2 separate regions of the Homo sapiens genome follow, and region 2 is linked to region 1. A link is an interaction called in ENCODE POLR2A ChIA-PET data of the cell type or tissue named here. Cell type or tissue: Panc1. All regions are shown on one strand. Each heading gives the region's core, and the rest is flanking DNA. Links, peaks and the distances in the headings are about the cores only.

Region 1 (10,778 bases), core at 5,461-7,960:
CAGAGCAGCCAGGGCAGCTGGAAAGCAACACCCAGCTGGGGTGGGTGGAGGAAGAATGCATGTCCCCATGGAACACGATAAAGCAAAGTTCAAGGCTCATGATGACTAATAGGTTCATCTAGGAGGATGTGTGACCAAGCAACCTTTGTATTATTTCCTACAGGTGGAAATGAGAGGTGCCATGTTCATTCTATCCTAAAGTATCTCTTAGAGGACTTTGCTGTGGAGAAAGTGTAGTGCCTTGGAGTTTGGCTGGGTCAGATTCCAGCCCTGCTCTCTATTGCAGTGTCGACTCAAGCATAGTAACTAAGGTTTCATGAGCCTCATTACGCTCATCTATAAAATGGAAACATGATTACACTTCAGGGTTGTCATAGGAGGGAAGGTCATAGGAGTTACACAGATGAGGGGACTCAACAGAGCAAGTGTTCCACCTCTCCCAGGCTCTGAGAATGACACCAGAATCTATCTTTTTGCCACAAGAAAGTAGGCAGAGGCTCATCGTTGCTCGTCAGAGTATGCCACCTGCCACAGGAAAATGGCCCCAGTCTCTTTGTGAGGAGAGGCTTGCCCTCCTAAGAGAATTCTCCTTCCTCTTTGCTTGAATAAGACCAGCTGTTAGGGCCCCAGTACTCAGCAGCTATGACAAATTTCACTGCTTAAGACCCCTCAGCCTCTTAAAACAGGAGTTTTTCTGTAGCTAACATAAGCTGCTCTCAGCAAGATGCACATTAGCACTTAATGCTCAGGTGGGTGAGGGGGAACACTCAATGGAACACTTGGTGTATCCACTGCAATCCTGATATTGGTAAAAAGTCACTTCTCATCTGGCTTTAAAGTAGGTCCAGCTTCTCATTTTAACCTGTTTGCCAAGTCCCTAGTTTTTACTATAGCTCTCGTGTCATCTTTGATTGCACCGGTAATGTAGGGATGCTCAGCCTGGACCCCAGACTTGGAGGCCCTAGAGAGACAGATAATCAGGCCAAGGGGGTCCCAGGAAAGGCTTGAGCAGAGAGCATCCAGCTGCCCCTGTCCTTTCTCATTCGCTTACCCTTGATATCTTCCTGAACTGGTATGTTAGGTTCTCAGAGTACTAACTCTCAAACTTCACTGTACATTAGAATTACTGGGGAACTTTTTAAAATCCAGAAATTCAGGCTGTACCCCAAACAATTAAATTAGGCATGAATTAAAACAACAAAAGTAACCCCTCCAGGTGATTCCAGTGTGCAGCCACATTTGAGAACCAATGTGTTAGTTGATGGAATGAAAAATCGAGTGCAGTTACTTACTGGGTTGACTTTTGTGCGGTCACCAACTCTTATCATCTGAGGATCACACAGGACACAATGTCACCCCTATGGGGCCACACTGCCTGTTCTGGTCACTAGTGAGGTCTCAGTGGCATATAGCCATTTTAACAGCTCTTTTTCCTTTTTACCGTGAAACATTGACAGAGATAGAGTAGTATATGCCCCCACCCCATGTACTCATCACCCAGCTGTCATTCATGTCTCCTCCGCCCCACACACACACTTTTTCTTGTATGGAGGGGGTGGACTGCAGTATTTTAAAGCAAATCCCTGACATATAATTTCATCTATAAATACTTCAGTATGTATTTCTGAGAGATAAGGACTTTAAAACAAGAACCGCAATACCATGATCACACCTAAGAAAATTAACAGTAGTTCTTTAATCTCATCTAATACCAAATCCATGTTCTATTTTCTCCAATTTGTCTGAAAAATACCTTTATACATTTGGTTTATTCCAATTAAAGCCCAAACAAGTGTTACTCACTTTTAGTAGTTTGACTTTAACCCCAGGGTAATTAAACTGTCATTGTGTACACAGGTAACGATGCATATGCACTTCTGAAAAGAGGTGTCAATGGAATTTGGCTCAGCTGATGTTTACTGGATGGGCTCTCTCCTCCTTCCTTCCTTAGCCCTTCTGGTGGGATCTTGACATGTTACAGAGGAAATGCTAATTGAAGCCCCAGCCACAACCACTTCTGTGCTCTGCTTCTGCCTGAAGGCATGTTCCCTTTGGTAAACTTAGAATAGAACCTTCAGGATGCATGTGGAAAGAGAGTATGAGTCAGCTCCGTGGACAGCTTAGAATTTCCTGCCCCTTTGCTGGAGGCTGTGTCTGAGAAGTGCTGGGACTGCCCCCGGGCTCCTCTTTGGTCTCTGCTGAGGACTGCCGCTTTGACAGTTACCTAGGGAGTTGCCCAGGACTTGTGTTCTGATGGAAGGACCAGCCAACACCCACACAGCCTTCCTTTCCTTGGTGTGCAGATGGCTCTATGCAGTCTTATCTCCAGCTGGGCATCTGGGTTCAGGTCAGACGATGACCAGGAAAGGAGGGGGTGAGTTTCTGCCCTCTGAGGTAACACCTACCACCTCATCAGTCATTGCTTTGCCACAGTGTTCCCCCTCTATGAGACCGAACACTGTTAGAATTTCTTAGAGTCAGACGCTGCAGCTTTAATGGGTGATGAGGCTTTGGGGGGTCGGCAAGAGGAGGATAAGGATGGAGAATGGGCAGCCTAAATAATCAAACTGTATCACTCCTTTCACAAATACCAATCCAGTGCTACCACGTATGCATCATTCATTATCCTGACCCAACAAATCTAAATTTGGTTTTATTTTTCTGTAGCTTTTTTCTTCTTTAGAAGGGCTTTGTCTTGATTTCAGATGGGTTTACAGTTGCAAGATTTTCTTCTGTCTTTGTATCATGGTTAGATGGTTACAGAGCAGTAAACAAGCATCTTAATATGTAAAGGCAACTCTAATGTATAAGGTTATTTATCACAGGATTATTTTTAACAGCAAAAAGTTTGGAAAACACTAAATGTTCATTAATAAGAAACTAGTTAAATAAATCATGGTACATCCCTATAGTGGAATATTGTGCAGATATAAAAGGAAATGAATTAGTTGTGTTTCAATATGGAAAGATTGTGGCCAGGCATGGTGGCTCACGCCTGTAATCTCAGCACTTTGGGAGGCCGAGGCAGGCGGATCATGAGGTCAGGAGATCGAGACCATCCTGGCTAACACGGTGAAACCCCGTCTCTACTAAAAATACAAAAAATTAGCCGGGCATGGTGGCGGGCGTCTGTAGTCCCAGCTACTCAGGAGGCTGAGGCAGGAGAATGGCGTAAACCCGGGAGGCAGAGCTTGCAGTGAGCCGAGATTGCGCCACTGCACTCCAGACTGGGCAACAGAGTGAGACTCCATCTCAAAAAAAAAATATGGAAAGACTGTGAAGAGATAAACAGCAAGGTCTAGAACATGTGAATAACGTGCTTGCTACCTTTTTTGTGAGATGAGTTTGGGAGAGAATACATATTAATATTTGCATAAACCCTAGAAGGATACACAAAGCAACCTTTAAGAAATGGGTACCACTGGCATGTTGGGTAGGAGAAGGAATGGGGCAGATGGGATGGTGGGAGTACGCCTTTGTATTTTGATTTATGAATCAAATCAATATGATACCTATACAGAACAATTAATAAAATTAAAAAGAAAAATGCATCTATCTTTACATTGTACAGATAAATTAATGGCTTCATTATGCCCCAGTTAATCTGTTTTGTAAGCTTCTGGCCACTGCTTATCCACATTTAAACAGTCCAGAATCTGCTCTGAAACGGACCCATGGAATGCCGTGCCCTGTTCTTCCCATGATGCTTTCCTCAGCAACAGATAATAAATACATGGTTGGCTCCTGGAGCCCATGGGCGTTTCCCCTTCTTCACCCTGAAATATAAACTGAGCTGACAGCCTCTAAAGTTTAACTGTAGGGAACAGGGAAGGCAGGTGCCTATGTCCCACAACATAGTGGGCTGCTGTCTTCTTTCTTCGGAGGAGGTGTGGTGGGAGGATAGGGAGCACAAGAGCATGGCCTCCTCTCCCACCCCAGTCTCTCTTGCTTACCTGTTGGCATTCTGTGCACCATATTGTCTGTATGTTTGTGTTTATTTCCAGCTTGTCCTGAGTGGTAGCAAAATCTCTCTGAGCTGAACTGGTCCCACCCTGGTAGCTTTGGAATGTTCAAATGTTAAGACTTGCTCTTCACACTCCACACATTCTTAGCATCGGGGGCTCATGGGAAACAAACAAATGAAATCCGTGGAACTCCTTTCTCCATCTTGAGTGGAGAAAGAGGCAGAGAAGATCTTTGGGGAGACTTGAAACAAAGAACCGTGAGAATGAACCTTGTTTAAAAGTTTAAAAGTGTTCTGAAAAATGAAATTCAAGGACACTTGGGATCTATTCTCGGCTCTGCCACAAATGTACCTTTTCTATTTTATTCTGGTTTGTGCATTACTATTAGGTTTCTACCTACAAAATAGGTAGAGCCCACATTGACTGTCCATTCCCCCTACTGTTTCGTCTTAGCCAGCTGACACTTACTTTAATGAAACTTGAGAGCTGTCCTTTTAATGCCAGCTAAATGAAGAGAGTGGGTAAGCCCTCCTCCTTTGGCCCTTTTCTTCCTTGAATGAGGACTACGTGAGTACTATTATGAGGATGAGTGCTGGTCAGTTGAGATTTGATCAGGGACTTGTCATCTCCCCTACAGATCTCTGTCCCTTTTGAATAGGGCTATACACACAGTGGAAATCACATGTGGTCACAGCTACCTGAGACCGGCATACAAGCCTTCGCCTCTTCCTCCAGTGCTGGGAAGAGTTAATGTTCCTGTGATGGAGTGCCAGTTGAAGTCATTGACTGGCATTTAAGAGCCATGTTGACACATGAGTATGTGCTGCAACTTTAAATGCTTGAGGCACATCAGGGGTGGCAAGGCACGTGGGCAGGGGCCCCCAAGTCTCAGCCAACTCCAGGGTATGTGTTCTTCAGAGGAAGGGCCTCTACTCTCTAAATGTTCTCAGGCTCTTGCTGAGTGTGCGTTGTTCAATTGGAAAGGGTAACTGTGCACCTATGAGACACCCCTGTAAAACACTCATCTGCCACACACAGCAAGCTTCTTTTCTTGGTGAGGTGCTTTGGATACCCGCTTCTCTCCCCTCTCCCAGCAAGCTGTATTAGGCTCACTCTTGGGGATACCTGAGAGGAGGAGATACTCGAAACAAGTTGGGTGCTCTCCACACATGCCTCCCCTATGCAGAATGCAGGTAAGCCATGGGCAGGAAGTTGGGCCCCAAGTCAGTCGTCTGTAAGCTTTATCTGATAGTTTCCCATCTATTAACCAGTGAGCCCTGACTCACCTTCACTGGCCTATTTTTAAAATTTCTGTTAGAGCTGAAATGTTTGTGGCAGAGCCAGGAAGAATTTTCAAGTATTTAGTAACTTTGGCTGCCCTGCTGGTGATTTATTTAACCTGCCACCTGAGAATTCTCATCCAGGTAAATATCCTAGATGTGATCATCTACTTTTCTTATTCTGGAATCATGAGAAACCAGAAAGTTAACTGTGACAGAATTTTGGGATTTGTTTTAGTTAGGTAGCTAATTCTTAGTAAGGAACAATGAGTTTAGAATCTGAATTTAGAATCTTAGTAATGAACAATGAATTTAGAATTTAGAACAATGAATTTAGAATCAGGCCCAGTTCTGGCTCCTGCAGTTAAATTTGTACAAGGAACTTGATCAACAGCTGTAATTTTCTCTTCCATCAAGTGTGCTTGGTCTGGACCTAGGTATTTCTGAAGTCCAGTTTAGAATTCCAGGCAGCTCTTCTAGTTCTGTAGTTAATGTCTAAGGTTCATAAGGTGTGAACCCCATAAATTATTTATTTGCCCCTCTGGGAAGCTGAACGAAAGCAGAAGAAAATAAAATCTTGCTAAGCCCTGTGCACAATCTCTTTTGTTTTTATCAGGAATGAATAAATAGAAAAACGGGAATGTTATTTTCCAGTAATTTTTTAAATGGATCTCAGTGGCGAAAAGTACGTTAAGTTAGCAAACGTGCCTCACATACTGTGGATGCCTGTAAGACTCTTACATTCGTCTGCCTAGATGTATTTCAGGTGAATGTTTTTCTTTGCATTTGCTAAATTTTCTGTAGTGAATTTATCACTTTTTGTAATGAAGAAAAAAATACACATCACAGAAGTTTGCTGTTGTCATTTCCTCCCCTCATGTAATCCTTATCTCTACCCCCTGTAGAAGCCAATAAAAGATAATCTGTGTTTGTTGAATGAATGAAGAAACCCAGTCTACCGTGGGTTTACCATGTGCCAAATGCAGAGCTACAAAAGGAAAAATGAAAAAGAAAAGACCTAGAGAATCTCAAGTCCAGTGGCAAAGATGACATGCAAGTCATAGCAAAATGCTGTAATTGTGGCACCAATTGCCATGAAGACAGAAGAGATTGTGCTATAGACTCTGTCTCCCCATCTTGGGTCTTTGTTTGGGATAAAAGTCCAGTGTAATTCTAAAACTCAGTGTTTGCATATTACATAACCATAGCTAATATTGACATTAGCTGCTGCTGTTGACTAATGTTTGTTTGTAAGGAAAAGTGAGTTCTAGCTTTGGGGTAAGATCCACATCCTTTTGGACTGGTGTGTGAGTTTGGTGTGGTCTCTTAGATCCAGCATCAGGGACATAGCTTTCCTCCCAATCCATTGGTCTTGATCCACCAACAGTGCCCAGCTTTCTTTCCACTCCCCTCTTCTTTATGGGGTACTTTTATTGTTAGGCAGTTTTCTCATTTCGCTGTGTTGGAGCTTCAGGTACTAAACTAGTTTAAACCCTGCATTTTCTAGACAAGGAATTTGAAGCACAAAGAAGTTAAGTGACTCTACCTCAGGTTGTATAACTAGTGGCAAAGCTAGGCCAAAGCTACTGCCTCTCAATAGAATAAATTTGCAAGATTTCTAACTCCATTAATTATGGGCTGTTTACCTAGGAGAATGATTAAAAAGTATTGTTGAAAGTTCTTAGAAGACATTTCCATGTCCACAGCTGTATAGGCATCTGACAAACAGATAGCTTCCATGTGAAAGGTTTACTTAGCTAGGAAGCTGTCTTGGATAAGTTTTTTGTGGCCAGCATCAAGGTGAGTAATAGATTTCTCTGCTTAAGACTATTCTTAGAATTTTACAGAGCAGCTTCAGGTCTAATTCTGGCTTAGAGGTAGGGAAACAGCAGAATGGGTTGAGTTGGCCTGAGTGGCAGATTTGGGTCTAGCATGCTTAGTCCGGTTAATGATCCTCTTGGTGCAAGTGCTCCTTAAGGAATAGGTCATTCAACTTTAAGCTGATTTCAAGCTCAGACCTCATTGTTCAGCCTGTCAGTTGCTAAATACATTAAATGGTCACTCCTTAACTCCCTTTATCTCATTTCCAGGACTTGAGTTAACCCAATCCCTTGAACTTCAAATTCCACTTCTAGATCTAGACTTGGTCTGTTTGCAACCAGGTCTGAAGCCAGGCCTTGTCCTGGTTGGTCCTCAACACTCTTTTGCCAGGCTTTAAGGGGAAACTGGTCTCCTCTCATAGACACCTGGCCTCCCATCAGCCACATAATCAGCACCCTGAATGCCGCAACCATTCCCTTTTCATTGCTAATCAAGCCCCCGGCTCTTCCCATACTTTCCCAGAGTGACTTTCCCATATTTCTAATGTATTTTGGATTCTTCCTCTCTCATCAGGCCTGCTGCATTTGTTTAACATACTGTGCAGGAGAAACTCAGACTATCTAGACAAAGCCTGCCGACTAATCCAGCCCTGATTTTCCCTCCACACAGTCCAGGAACAGAATTTACGGGTGTGATAATAGAACCCTATGGAGCACCCCACACAGAGTGGGCTTTGGGAGAATGTGAGTTCCCTTTGCCTTTCCCTAAAGAAACCTGGGCTGAAACCACAGTCCTAGCTCTGAAAGATCCTTACATTATAGAGCCTTTTTTTTTTCTTTCTTTCTTTTTTGAGACAGTCTCGCTCTGTCTTCCAGGCAGGAGTGCAGTGGTGCGATCTCTGTTCACTGCAACCTCTGCTTCCCGGGCTCAAACGATTCTCCTGCCTCAGCCTCCCAAGTAGCTGGGATTACAGGCATCCACCACACCCGGATAATTTTTGTATTTTTAGTAGAGACGGGCTTTCACCATGTTAGCCAAGCTCATTTCAAACTCCTGAACTCAAATGATCTGCCTGCCCCGGCCTCCCAAAGTGCTGGGATTAGAGGCGTGAGCCACCGCGCCCGGTTGAGCCTCTTACTTTTTTTTTTCAATCTACTTGGCATAATAGCCCATATGCATTTCATCTGCGAGAGCCAGGTCTTCTGGCTCTGGCCAAGCTGAACATCCCCAAATTAACCCTGAGCTTTGGAGAGAGCTTTATTTTACCCCCTCTGCCAGCCCGTTACACTTTAAGAAACATAGCTGAAAACTGACTTAGCTTCAAGTAAGATTTGTCACTGTGTGTACTGAAGGCCCGGCTCTACTAGGTAACAATAGAAATCATCTGCCTCCGCCGCCTCCTTGACCAGCCTTCATCATTCTCATCAGTATTTAACATAGACATTTCTCTATTGGATTGACTTCTCAAAGATGTTGATATTTTCCAGTAAGGCAGCAAGTGACCACCAGAAAGACACTGTGTATATCTAAGTACACCCCAGTTTAATCTGTTCAAACAGCTGGCTGAGGCTTCTTTTTTCAAGAGAACATAACTGAAGGCAGTTAGAATGGTTTCTTTTGTGCAAATTTCCCCTCCCAGAGACCAGTCCCAGGAGTTCCTTCAACTGCATTATCCATTAATGCTGTGGATTCATTTCCCCCAAATAAACAAGTTTTCCTGCCAAAAAAAATATTCAGTATGATTGGATGCGGGGATATGTCTTGGGACCTGATTTTGAGGCACGTTCTTCATTTTTCTGGGTTGGCCCTCATTTTCCTTACTGAGCTCTTACGGGCAGCGACAGGGTGGCTGTAGCCCTCATTTCTGAAGGCCCTCACTGCCTTGTTAATCCTGTGTGTGGCTATTCAGCCCCCTTGAAAGCATCCTTCATTTCTGTTTGCTTAGTTTCCTGCATGCCTCTTCCAGATCATCTTTCACCTCTTGCTTCAACCTCTGGGGACATGTGTGGTTTCTACATAATGCACAAATGTGACTTCGGGGGAGGGGAGGATGGCTGTGGACTCATACACTTCAGCTGGAATCACTGGACTCTGAAATAGGGGAGGTCCTTTCTGAATGGGCTGGTCAGGAAAGAGGGGAGATGGAAAGACCAACAGGCAACCTCAGGCACTGTAGATTTCCCCTCCTACCGCAAGACAGAAAGCTGTGTATGTGTTTTGCATTATAAGGAAAGTGTGAACTACAGATCCTGTGGACCAAATCACTATAAATAACACTCTTGTATCTGATTCTAAATTGGGACATTGAGGAGAATAAGGGACCAACAACCAACATTTCTGTAGGAAAAAGATCTGGTTCTTTATTCACCCAAATGTTGATCACTGGGGGTCAACGAATTTTCTCTATGAAAGTTAGATGGTAAATATTTTCAGCTTTGGGGACCGTATGGTTTCTGTCACAGCTGCTCAGTCCTGCCTTTGTAGCTCTCAAGCAGCCATAGACAGCATATAAACACTCGAATGTGTGGCTGGCCATAATTTGCCCACCTCTGAGAGAGTCTAAATTCATAAAATTTACTAATAATCATTGTCGTTGTTCACATAAATTGATGAGTGTTCTGTATGTGGCCAGGCTCTATGCTAAGTACTTGTTGCGAATGGTCGCATTTATACCATTCAAAACAATTCTGTAAGATTATTAATAGTATTGTACCCATCTTACAGGTAAGGAAGCAGAGGCTTAGAGAAGTTAAATAACATTAAGTGTAGGCAAGGTTGAATTTGGAACAAGTAAATTTCACTCCAAACTCATGCTTTATACCACTACACAATACAGTCAGCCTACAGTACCTGCATCATTGATATCCGCATTTTCTTTTAGATCCTGACATAAGCCAGTATTTGGACTTAAGTTATATACATATATAGCTAAAGTTTTGCTGTATAGTTACAGCTAGTTTTGCTTCTTACCTGCCGAGGATCAGTGCTAGGAAATGAATACATGAAGTCCTGGAGAGCTCAGAGGCAGAAGACATATATGTCCAGGCTGCTTTCCAGGTTCTAAGACCCTGTGCTCTGAAAATAGTGAGGTGGAGCCAGGCCTTCAGCAAGCTATACTACTCCTTGGAATGGCCTCACCCAGGCCCAGCACTGGCATGAGCTGCCAAGCCATTGCACACAGGTGCAGGCTCCTCAGCTGCTGGTGGCACAGAGCAGCTTCTGCTGTTTCCCTACCTCTAAGCCAGAATTAGACCTGAAGCTGCTCTGTGGTCAGGGGAGACTAGAAATTGCATAATTAAGTTGTTTTCTAAATAGTGGTATCATTAGCATGCAAGTCGACCAAACAGAAATGTCTGTTAAAGATGGTAGGAACCATGTTTTGATGCCTTTGTTGTTATAATGAGTAAAATGTGTTCTGAAGAAAACTTAGAGTAAAAGTAAAAGATCAGGGGAAAAGTATCGCATATGCTATCACCACCAAAGTTCTTTCTTCAGGCTTATTGGGATGGTAGTGGGGGTTGGGGGTGGGGATTCTGTGGTCAAATAAATTTGGAAAATGCAAGCCTAGAAAAACTTGAACAATATTCTCAGGGATATAGTATGATGTTTTCCCAAAATGTGTGCATGTGTGTGTGTATGTGTGTGTGTGTGTATGTGTATGTATGTGTCTCCCCTTATAAAAATGTTTATAAGGAATATCCTTTGAGAAACC
Region 2 (10,778 bases), core at 4,882-7,381, 98 kb before region 1:
GGAGGCTGAAGCAGGAGAATCTTTTGAACCTGGGAGGTGGAGGTTGCAGTGAGCCAAGATCTCAATGAGAGGTGAAGCCAGATGGACTTCCTGGGTCAAGTGGGTACTTGAAGAACTTTTCTGTCTTAGCAAGGGGATTGTAAAATGCACCAGTCAGCGCTCTGTAAAAACACACCGATCAGCGCTCTGTAGCTAGCAAGAGCATTGTGAAATGCGCCAATCAGCGCTCAGTAAAATGCACCAATCAGCGCTCTGTAAAATGCACCCATCAGCAGGATCCTAAAAGTAGCCAATTGCAGGGAGGATTGAAAAAAAGGACACTCTAGTAGGACAGAAAGGGAATACCGGAAGGGCCAATAAGAGAATAAAAGCTGGCCACTCCAGCCAGCATCGGCAACCCGCTGTGTTCCTTTTCTACGCTGTGGAAGCTTTGTTCTTTCGCTCTTCACAATAAATCTTGCTGCTGCTCACTCTTTGGGTCCGTGCCACCTTTAAGAGCTATAACATGGCCGGGCGCCGTGGCTCACGCCTGTAATCCCAGCACTTTGGGAGGCCGAGGCAGGCGGATCATGAGGTCAGGAGCTTGAGACCATCCTGGCTAACACGGTGAAACCCCGTCTCTACTAAAAACACATAAAAAAATTAGCTGGGCTTGGTGGCGGGCGCCTATAGTCCCAGCTACTCGGGAGGCTGAGGCAGGAGAATGGCGTGAACCCAGGAGGCGGAGCTTGCAGTGAGCCGAGATGGCGCCACTGCACTCCAGCCTGGGCGACAGAGCCAGACTCTGTCTCAAAAAAAAAAAAAAAAAAAAAAAAAAAGAGCTATAACACTCACCGTGAAGGTCCGTGGCTTCATTCTTGAAGTCAGCAAGACCACAAACCCAACGGCAGGAACAAACTCCAGACACAGCACCACTGCACTCCAACCTGGTGACAGAGCGAGATGCCATACTGTTATTCCTCCCACCTCATAGATAGGGAAACTATTCTCCACTTCATTGCTGCCTTTCCTTTAATGACACCCAGGGATGTACTACAATTGGCCTGTGGCTTCTCCCACCTCGGACATTATGGATGTGTGCCTTCCCTTCACGAAGACTGTATGAGAATCTTTATTATTATCATTTTCAAACTATAAAGTATATAATAAACATTATGGTAAGCATAATTCCCTCCAAGCTTCACCCTTCTGCAAGGCTGAGAAGCCCCTTCTACTCCTCTGAGAATCCCTGAAACATGAAGTTGCTTTGGGTGTTGCATTATTTCAGGTAAAGACCCAGTTTAATGTGGTGATAAGCAGCTTGAACTCAAAGCATGGGCTCAGGAGTTACAAATTCCCACTCAGCACCTCCCCCTTGTGTGATTTTCAGCTACTCATATATCCTCTTAGCCTCAGTTACTTACCTGTAAAACGGGGGTAATAATAGGACTTATCCATAGGGATGTTGGGAAGATTAAATGAGCTAATGCATATATAATGCCTGTCACAGAGTAAGTGATCAAAAAATGTCAGCTACTTTTCTTATTAAAGAGACTTTGGATGGAGGTTGATTTAAGCAAGACCTTTTAGGTAACAATGGCTAAAACCATACTTCCAAGGATGGGAAAATTATTGCCATTGATTTCAAATTATCTTCAGATGTCAGACCAGGCATATTGACATTTGGCTGAAAATGTGATATCTAAAACAATGTCTTAGATTCTGAGCATGGGAGGGGGTATGGGGTAAAGCCTACTGACTCATGTAACCCAACTGAGTGCCTTTATGAACCTGACATCCATTTACAGGGAAGAGTGAATCCAAGAGATGCTATAGGGTGATCCCTCTGAGACCACAGCAGAACTGAGCCCTGTGGGCTGCAGATGTAATGAGATCACTGTTGCCCTGCCCCAGGGGACAGCCCTACTCACTCTCAACCCCCACTGAGCTCACAGTACCAGCTCTCACCCTGCTACCACCTCCCCTCCAGCTCACATGTTCTCATCTCTTTGTTGCACTGAGAACTCATAGAGACTGGGCCATGAGGCCTCATTCATGTCTGTACATCCACACCTGGAACACACAGTACATGTTCTGTAAACCCTTACAGAACTCATTCACGGGAAGCTATTAAATGCTCTCCTTTCTTCTCCAGGGTTGATCTATGTAATCAGTGCTAGTACTATGGCCTATGTGTTTGGGTCAAAACGAACGCCGGCCAGCCTTTAAATTCTTGCTTTCCCAGATTTGATCTGACAAAGATGCTTTGTTTGACCAAACTTTAGTCAGGCTCCTGAATCTTCTCCTACATTTATCTGTACACTTCCTTGTAAAGACAAGTTTAGCAAGAACCCGGCTAAATTGGTTTAGCCAGAATCCCCCACCCTCCATATCTGATCCCTCTCCATATCTGATTGGGTTCCTCATCCTCCACCATCCCCAGGTGATGTGTGATCACCCTGCCCTGTCTTCAGCAAAAATCCTGTTAAGCTAGAGTCTCCCTTATCCCACCCGCCAACCCCCACCCTGCTCCTGGCTATAAATTCCCACTTGCCCACACTGTATTCAGAAGTGAATCCAGGTCTACACTGTGATCTCTTTTCCCCTAGTGAGATAGTCATAAACAGAAACCTGTTTTTACCACTTCAATTACTGTCTAGCTCTGGTTTTACCTTGTCAGTACATATGGCTGCCCTTCATTTAAGAGTCACCTCAAAAAGACCACTCAGTCACAGTCTTTAAATTCTTTATATTTTAATTGTGTAAGTACCTTGCCTCTCTGGTATCTTGTTCCCAAACATTTCTTCAGCTGGACCACTTAAGCCAATGAAAGAGCGAATCTATTTAACATTGATTCCATTAGCTTTGGTTTCCTGAACTCCTTTCCAAATTGGGGAGATGATGGGAAAAGGAGCACCTCTCCATAGCCTTCTCGGACCTGCCACAGGAGAGGCAGGGGAGCTGTGGTTGTTCTCCCACACTCTCATTTGAGTGTGACCTTGTCTCCCCACCCCAATCCTACACATGAAGATAGCAGAGAAGTAACATACCTGTATAAACTTAATAAGAGCGTCTCTCAATGGACCTAGTGGAGCCTGTATCCCCTACCCATAAATAGATTAGTCTTGCATCCTGGCAAGAACCCTGGATTTATAATCATGGGCCCTGCCTCTTGTTGTGACATTTCAGATAATCACTTAGCCTCCTTAGACCTCAATTCTTCATTTTTAAAAGCAGGATTAGCCTAAAATATTTTAATGTTCTCTGTAACACTAAAGACTGGAAAGCACTATACAAACATGAAGAATGACTGGTCTCCCTGGAAAATGCCTTCCTTTCCCCACAGCACAAGCTGGTAGAAAGTTTCTGAGAGCAAAAGTCCCTAGGGAAACAGAAAAGGCCAGCAGATCACAGATCACATTCAAAACAGAAGAGGCTGCAAACCTCCCCAGTCATGTCTTATTTGTGCAGAGTATCTCCTGAAACCTTGGTGGAGACATGAGAATCTCCTGAAGTTACCTTCTCAATGGAAGAATCTAAGCATCAATTGTCCTTAAGTCATATCAATGAAAATCTTAGGCCTGAACTGGAAGCTCCTAATATAGTAACCGATGTAGTAACTGGCCCTTTTAGAGGGCAGAATATGTCAAGAATTGACTACAGAACTAATAGTGCAACCTCTGCTCTATCGTCCAAAGCTATTTTGGGTCTTAAGCCATAAGTGCAATTAAAAAAAATCAATGCTTTCAACAACTGAAAGTCAATTGAGTTACTTAAGCTTTCCCCCAACATATATGGCCATTGACTCTCCAGGAGTCTGACTACAGCATTTGGGCCTTGTGCAGACACCAAACTACTTAGCTAGCAGATAAAGATATAGGGAGCTCTAATCATCCAATCAAGAAACTATTAAAGTATGGGTCATAAATCTTCACTTCTGTCACAGTTCACCAAGGACAAAGTCTGATAACCTTTCGTCCTCACTGAGAGGCAGCTTTATGGAGCTGGAATGACTGAGGGTCCTGTTTTGCCTTGTCTTAGCTGTAGCCTAAGGTGTGGTGCATAAGCATCATCAGAGAACTTTTGTTTCCATAACTGAAAGGGAGTCTTCTTTCCCCAAAGGTACCCAGGAGGTTTTTGCCAGTGTAGCCCCTCAGCCTTAATCCTGAGTGTCTTCCACCTCCAGGAACACTGCCTGTGACCATGAGCAGGCTCCCGAGGACTCCTTGAGTCCTGCCCCTCACTCACAGAGCTGTGAGTGTCAGAGGATGGAGGAGCAGTGTCTACCCCTGGACCTGAGCTCACTGAGGGTCTGTCCTGTGGCCAGAGTACCCTGGGGGTAAACTGACAGGGGCAGGGTGCTCCAGGCACCTTGGGCCCCATCCCAGCACCACTAGCACTGAGATCAATAGCTCAGCATACATTCATTACGCATTCCAACATACCAGTTGGGAAGCTCTGCTGGAGACCCTCTGCCCTCTAAGCCACGGTCATGGTTTCCTCATCTGCAAAATGGGAGAATAATACCAACACCACTGGGTGATTGACTCCATGAGATAATTATGGCAGCCAAGTGCCCAATACAGTGCCTGACACACAGCAGGTACTCACCTATGGTGGTGCATTTCCCTAGCCTCTCCCTCCACTCTAAAGTCCAACTGCTGAAGTCCCTAAGAAACACCTGATATTCCAGTTCCAGAGTGCTATGATCTATCAATATCCAACCCTTGAAAGAGAACTGTAATGAATAGTTCAGTTCAGCTTTTCCTTTGTTAAGGAAAACCATCCAAGTTGAAAGTAAAGCAAAAAGATTACTGCATGCCTTTCCAATGTCATACAAGAGCATTTTCTAACAAGCCCACCTACAGGTTATCTGACATTCTGTAACACAGGTTCTCAAAGTATGGTGCCTGGACCAGAAGCATCAACACTGTTATAAACACAAATTCTTAAGCACCACTCCAGACCTATTAAATCAGAAACTCTGGGATTTCTGTAATTAACAAGCTGTCCAGGATTGGTGTACTGGTCTAAGGAAACATGACTTTCCTCTGTTCTAAGTAAACATAATTTTGTGCTTACAAAAGTGCCTGACACAAAGTAAATGCTACATAAGTACTGGCTGTCATAAATTAGCCTATGTAAATGTAAAATCGTGATGGTATATACATTGGAGCAAAAGGCATGGGCAGAGGACTAAAGATCTCTGAGTGGAAGCCTCAGGGCTGACCCAAAACTGTCACAAACAAGCAGGCAAAAATCAGAGAGGCACAGACTAATGTGGTTGTCTGTAGTTAATGAGCAAGGGGAAATCAGAGGCAGGGTATGGATGAGACAGACACAGCTGGAATGAAGTCTTTTTTTTTTTAGACAGGGTGTCACTCTATCACCCAGGCTGGAGTGCAGTGGTACAACCCTAGTTCACTGGAACCTTCACCTGCTGGGCTGAAGTGATCCTCCTGCCTCAGCATCCCCAGTAGCTAAAACTATAGGCACGCACACATCTGGCTAATTTAATTTTTTGTAGAGATGGGGTCTTGCTATGTTGCCCAGGCTGGTCTTGAACTTCTGGCCTCAAGCAGTCCTCCTGCCTCGGCCTCCCAAAGTGTTAAGATTACTGGCATGAGCCACCGTGCCCAGCCAGATGAAGTCTTAAGATCATACCTGGGAAGTCTTCAAGCTTTCTGGAGCAAGTTTGACCTTTTAGCTGAGAAGATGTTGGTCTCTGCTGGCTGACACTTCCAAGTCTGAAAGGTGTCAGGCCTACCTGTCTGTGCTTGTCTCCCCTGTTGCTGGCTGTGTTCCATTTCTCACAGCTCTCCAATAGCCTCGGGATGGTGCCACTGTTATCTCTGGGGGCATGAAGCAGGCAGCATAGAGCAGATGAAGTTTAATCCTGGAGCCCACTTGTATTAGTTTGTTTGGACAGCCATAGGAAAATAACATGGACCAGGTGGCTTATAAACACCTGAAATTTATTTCTCACAGTTCTGGAGGCCAGGAAGTCCAGGATCAAGGTACCAGAAGATTCTGGTGAGGGTCCATTTCCTGTTCTCTCTGCATCCTCACATGGTAGAAGGGGTAAGCCTAGCCCTCTGGGGTCTCTTTATAAGGGCACTAATCCCATTCATGAGGATTCCACTCTCATGACCTGATCATCTCCCAGAGGCCTCACCTCCTAACCATTAACATGGGGATTAGGATTTCAACATATAAATGTTGGGGTTGGGGGACAAAGACATTCAGGCCATGGAACCACCCACCATCCTGCTCAGGTAACTTCCTGGCTCTCACAGCTTCACAGGGTTGAGGTCAGTTCCTTCTAAGGTCTGGGGCCAGAGCCCTAAGAGCCAAGTTTTCAGTGGGGGCACTGTTAACTGATGTAAGAGATGGCTGGTTATAATGATCATCCTGGACAATACAAACATGAGGCTCATGGTCATACATACACCACGTACTAGCAAAAATCTGGTTCCTTCTCAAGTGGGTTGATCCACTTACAAATGGCTGCATAAACAACAAAAACTGGATTCGGGTATTTTTTTTCTTTTTTAGTTATTATTATTTTTTATTTTTTAGAGACAGGGTCTCACTATGTAGCCCAGGCTGGTCTCGAGGTCCTGACCTCAGGCAATCCTCCTGCCTTGGCCTCCCAAAGTGCTCAGATTATAGGCATGAGCCATTGTGCCCAGTCCTGGCTTTGGTTATAAAATTAATTTTATAAATACTGGAATTCCAGCCAAGCACGGTGGCTCACACCTATAATCCCAGCACTATGGGAGGCTGAGGCGGGTGGATCACTTGAGGCCAGGAGCTCAAGACCAGCTGGCCAACATAGCAAAACCCCATCTCTACTAAAAATACAAAAATTAGCCAGTCATGGTGACACACACCTGTAATCCTAGCTACTCAATAGTCTGAGGCACAAGGATTGCTTGAACATGGGAGGCGGAAGTTGCAATGAGCCGAGATTGCATCACTGCACTCTGGCCAGGGTGACAGAGTGAGACTTGGTCTCAAAAAATAAATAAATAAATAAAGACTGGAATTCCATTTGAAACATAAGTTTGAAGAGAAATCATGTTGATAAGAGAGTCCCTTTCTTAAATGCTTGAAAGTTCTGTATTCCTTATATTTCAAATCATTGCCAATTAATGCAGTAATGACAGTGGGGTTGTTTTAAAGTGATTTAACTGTTTTGTAATCACTGAAAATAATTTTTAAGTTAAATTTTTTTTTTTCAAAGCATGGACTATTCCAAGCTGTTGAGAAAGGGGAGGAAGGAAGGGCAGAGGGGAGTACATCAGCAAATTGAGACTTGCCCGCCACTATTGCTGGGTATATTCTGCTACATACAGCTGCCATAAGGGGCAACTAAGGAATAATTGCAAAGCTTGGTGGGTTGAGGAATGTCTGTACAAAGCATGCATTATAAGGCAGGGCATGGTGGCTCATGCCTGTAATCCCAGCACTTTGGGAGGCCGAGGCAGGCGGATCACTTGAGGTCATGAGTTTGAGATCAGCCTGGCCAACATGGTGAAACCCCATCTCTACTAAAAATACAAAAAATTAGCCAGATGTGGTGGTGCATACCTGTATTCACAGCTGCTTGGGAGGCTGACGCAGGAGAATCACTTGAACCCGGGAAGCAGAGGTTGCACTGAGCCGAGATCGAGCCATTGCACCCCAGCCTGGGCAACAGAGCAAGACTTCATCTCAAAAAAAACCCAACCAAACAAGCAAACCCAAACAAAAAAACATGCATGAGAGAGAGAGAGAGCGGGGAGGGGGGGGGGGGAGGAAATGGTAGAGATACTAATTATAGGTAGTCCTGCTTGGCTTAGAGATATAGGTATATGTAAACATGTGTAGTAATATTTCACAGTATTTCACAGTTTTCCAAATGCTTTTGCATAACATTCAAGGGATACTTAGTGAGCTTTTACTATATGTAAGGTATTAGGTCTACAAGGAGGACTTAGAGGCCCCTGCCCTCAAGCAGTGCACTTTCTAGTTGCACTAGAAACATCCAAATGAATTTTTTGCTGTGGTCAGTATGATAACCTGTTGTAGATATATGTATAGCGAAGTTAAGATTGGAATCTCAGTGTATTTATTCATTTATTTTTTTACAGTTCCGCATTGATCAGCCCAATGAAATTTCAGTTTAATTTACCCTTTATAAAGAGGATAATTAGGGAAGTAACTGGGAACACCAAGTCTGGAATCAAACTGCCTAGATCCAAATTTCAGCTATATTGCTTACTAGTTGTGTGATCCTGAACAAATAATTTAACTTCTCTGTGCCTCCGTCTGTAAAACAGGGATAGTAATGGTACCCATCTCAGAGGGGCAATTGTAAGGATTAAATGAGTTAAGAATGTATGTAAGGCACTTTGAAGAGATCTTGGCACAGAGTAAGCACTACATGGATTTCCTATTCTATTTTTATTTATTTAGAGATCTACTTGAGAGGATATTTCATTCATCCCTAGTGGATGGAAAAACAACATTGCAAGAAAATGGAAACAGGGAGGAAGCAGGTTTGTATGGTTATTTGGTCAATTTGCTGCCCTAGAAAAATACACTGGCATCCTAATGGATGCTAGGGCGTGATTTCTAGATAAGTCAACAGAAATTGCTCTTAGCTAGCACTATTCCTGAGCTTATGCTCTGGCATAGTGCCCACACCTTTACCCCTCTGTGATCTGATGCCCCAGGGAGCAGAAGATGAATGCCATTATCCAAGCCAACCAAGCCAGTTAGGATCCATACTAGTGGGGGATAGAACACACACAAAAAAACAACCTGATGGGAGAGGCCTGCAAATAGAACTTTTAACCCTGACAGACATCCACGATAAGTGAGTTCCATGGCTGGAAGCCATCACTCCATCTGTCTGACAAGTCATTCAAAAAAGTTCACCATCTTCAGGTCTTTAAAGATGAATGCTTATCAGGCCAAATGGCCGGAGCCGTGTGTTGAAGCCCAGAGTCCCTGACTTCCCTTCTCCACTCCGATGCCCCTTCTAAAAAGTCATCTAAGGAAGTCACTTAACCACTCAGTTTCCGTATCCACACAAAGAAGAAAGCATTCGGTGCCCTTTGTTCCTCCTTATCACCCTAGAGAGTTTACAGTGTCTGTGTAACTAGTGCTCTGAAGATGCAAAGAATCCTAACTAAAGTGTCCAATATTGCAGAGACCACCAAAATGCCTGGTTAATTTACTTTGGAATCATTGATGTTTCAGGAATTTGAATAAATGAGTGATGTGGAGGTAGGTGTTAGGTCTGGTCTCTGGGAATCTGGCAGTGTAAGGAGAGAAAATCCTGAATACATCCTTCCTAAAAGACACTTTCTCAAGTATTAATGCTATCTTCTTGTTCATGGGCCTATACATACATATTCTGGCTCACTCATGTATTAAAGTAATTTCTTTCATTTACTCTGCCCATTGTGCACAGTAAATATGAAGTGATGCTGTTGCTGAAAGTAGTGCTTTTTGGAAACTGCCTCAGTATAAAACAAGTCTTCCAAGTTTTGAAGCCACAGGGTGTAGTAAGGAGCACACAACCAGGCCTTCTTTACCACTCCAAGTAGAGGGTCTGAGCAAGAATGGGAAGATTGGAAGTAATAGTAGAAAGATAAAGCAAAAAAAAAAAAAAATTGAAGGCTGGGCACAGTGGCTCACACCTATAATCCTGACATTTTGGGAAGCCAAGGCGAAAGGATCACTTGAGCCCAGGAGTTCAATACCACCCTGAGAAATATAGTGGGAATCCATCTCTACAAAAAAATAAATAAATAAAATTAAAAAATTATCCAGGCATGGTGGCATGCACCTGTAGTCCCAACTACTCAGAAGGCCGAGGTGGAAGGATCACTTGAGCCTAGGAAGTCGAGGCTGTAGAGCAATGGCACAACCACAGTTCACTGCGCCACTGCACTATAGCATGGGCCACAGAGCAAGAACTTGTCTTAAAAAAAGAGAATTGAGGCCGGGCGCGGTGGCTTACGCCTGTAATCTCAGCACTTTGGGAGGCCGAGGTGGGCAGATCACGAGGTCAGGAGATCGAGACCATCCTGGCTAACATGGTGAAACCCTGTCTCTCCTAAAAATACAAAAAATTAGCCGGGCGTGGTGGCGGGCACCTGGAGTCCCAGCTACTCAGGAGGCTGAGGCAGGAGAATGGCATGAACCCGGGAGGCAGAACTTGCAGTGAGCCGAGATCGTGCCACTGCACTCCAGCCTGGATGACAGAGCAAGACTGTCTCAAAGGAAGGAAGGAAAGAAGGAAGGAAGGAAGGAAGGAAGGAAGGAAGGAAGGAAGGAAGGAAGGAAGGAAGAAAATTGAAATGGGATCATCTTAGTGGTCTACTTTTGGGGTTTATCTATGTACTTCCTGTTTGATCAAACAATGCTGAGGTTGACAGTGCTTCTGATATTATCGTGCAGCAGAGTAATACAGATTTCTGGGCCCACCCTAGTAATTTTCGGTGTCTATATGTGCAGGCATCCTGAGGATACAAGATGTACATCTGAATTGTTTGTCCTGCCACAAACAATTCAGTGGTTTCCCACAGCTCTTAGAATACGGACCAAATAAGTCCAGGCTAATGATTCTTAACCCTGGATGCTTTACCTCAGGAACTTTAAAAAACTACCCATATCTGGCCTGGCACAGTGACTCACACCTGTAATCCCAGCACTTTGGGAGGCTGAGGCAGGCAGATCACCTGAGGTCAGGAGTTCAAGACCAGCCTGACCAACATGGAGAAACCCCATCTCTACTAAAAATA

Evidence for each region. Peaks named below come from ENCODE experiments on the same cell type or tissue, not always from the same donor. Only the 100,000 strongest peaks of a DNase experiment are listed, where the experiment ranks them.
Region 2: POLR2A ChIA-PET joins it to region 1 with 7 read pairs; 3 of 35 experiments call an interaction of 5 or more read pairs at or near these places.

What each region holds. Positions count from the first base shown.
Region 1 is chr2:65,369,209-65,379,986 of GRCh38, reverse strand. The region is part of intron 1 of SPRED2 (sprouty related EVH1 domain containing 2); the gene reads left to right. Among named protein-coding and RNA genes, the nearest start is that of SPRED2, 58 kb to the left of the region's middle. RefSeq lists an enhancer at 1,682-2,263. In Panc1, for the core only: no CTCF peak of the experiment used is centred there; no DNase peak of the experiment used is centred there; H3K27ac peaks cover 1,626 bases.
Region 2 is chr2:65,466,406-65,477,183 of GRCh38, reverse strand. No RefSeq gene overlaps it. Among named protein-coding and RNA genes, the nearest start is that of SPRED2, 39 kb to the right of the region's middle. In Panc1, for the core only: no CTCF peak of the experiment used is centred there; no DNase peak of the experiment used is centred there.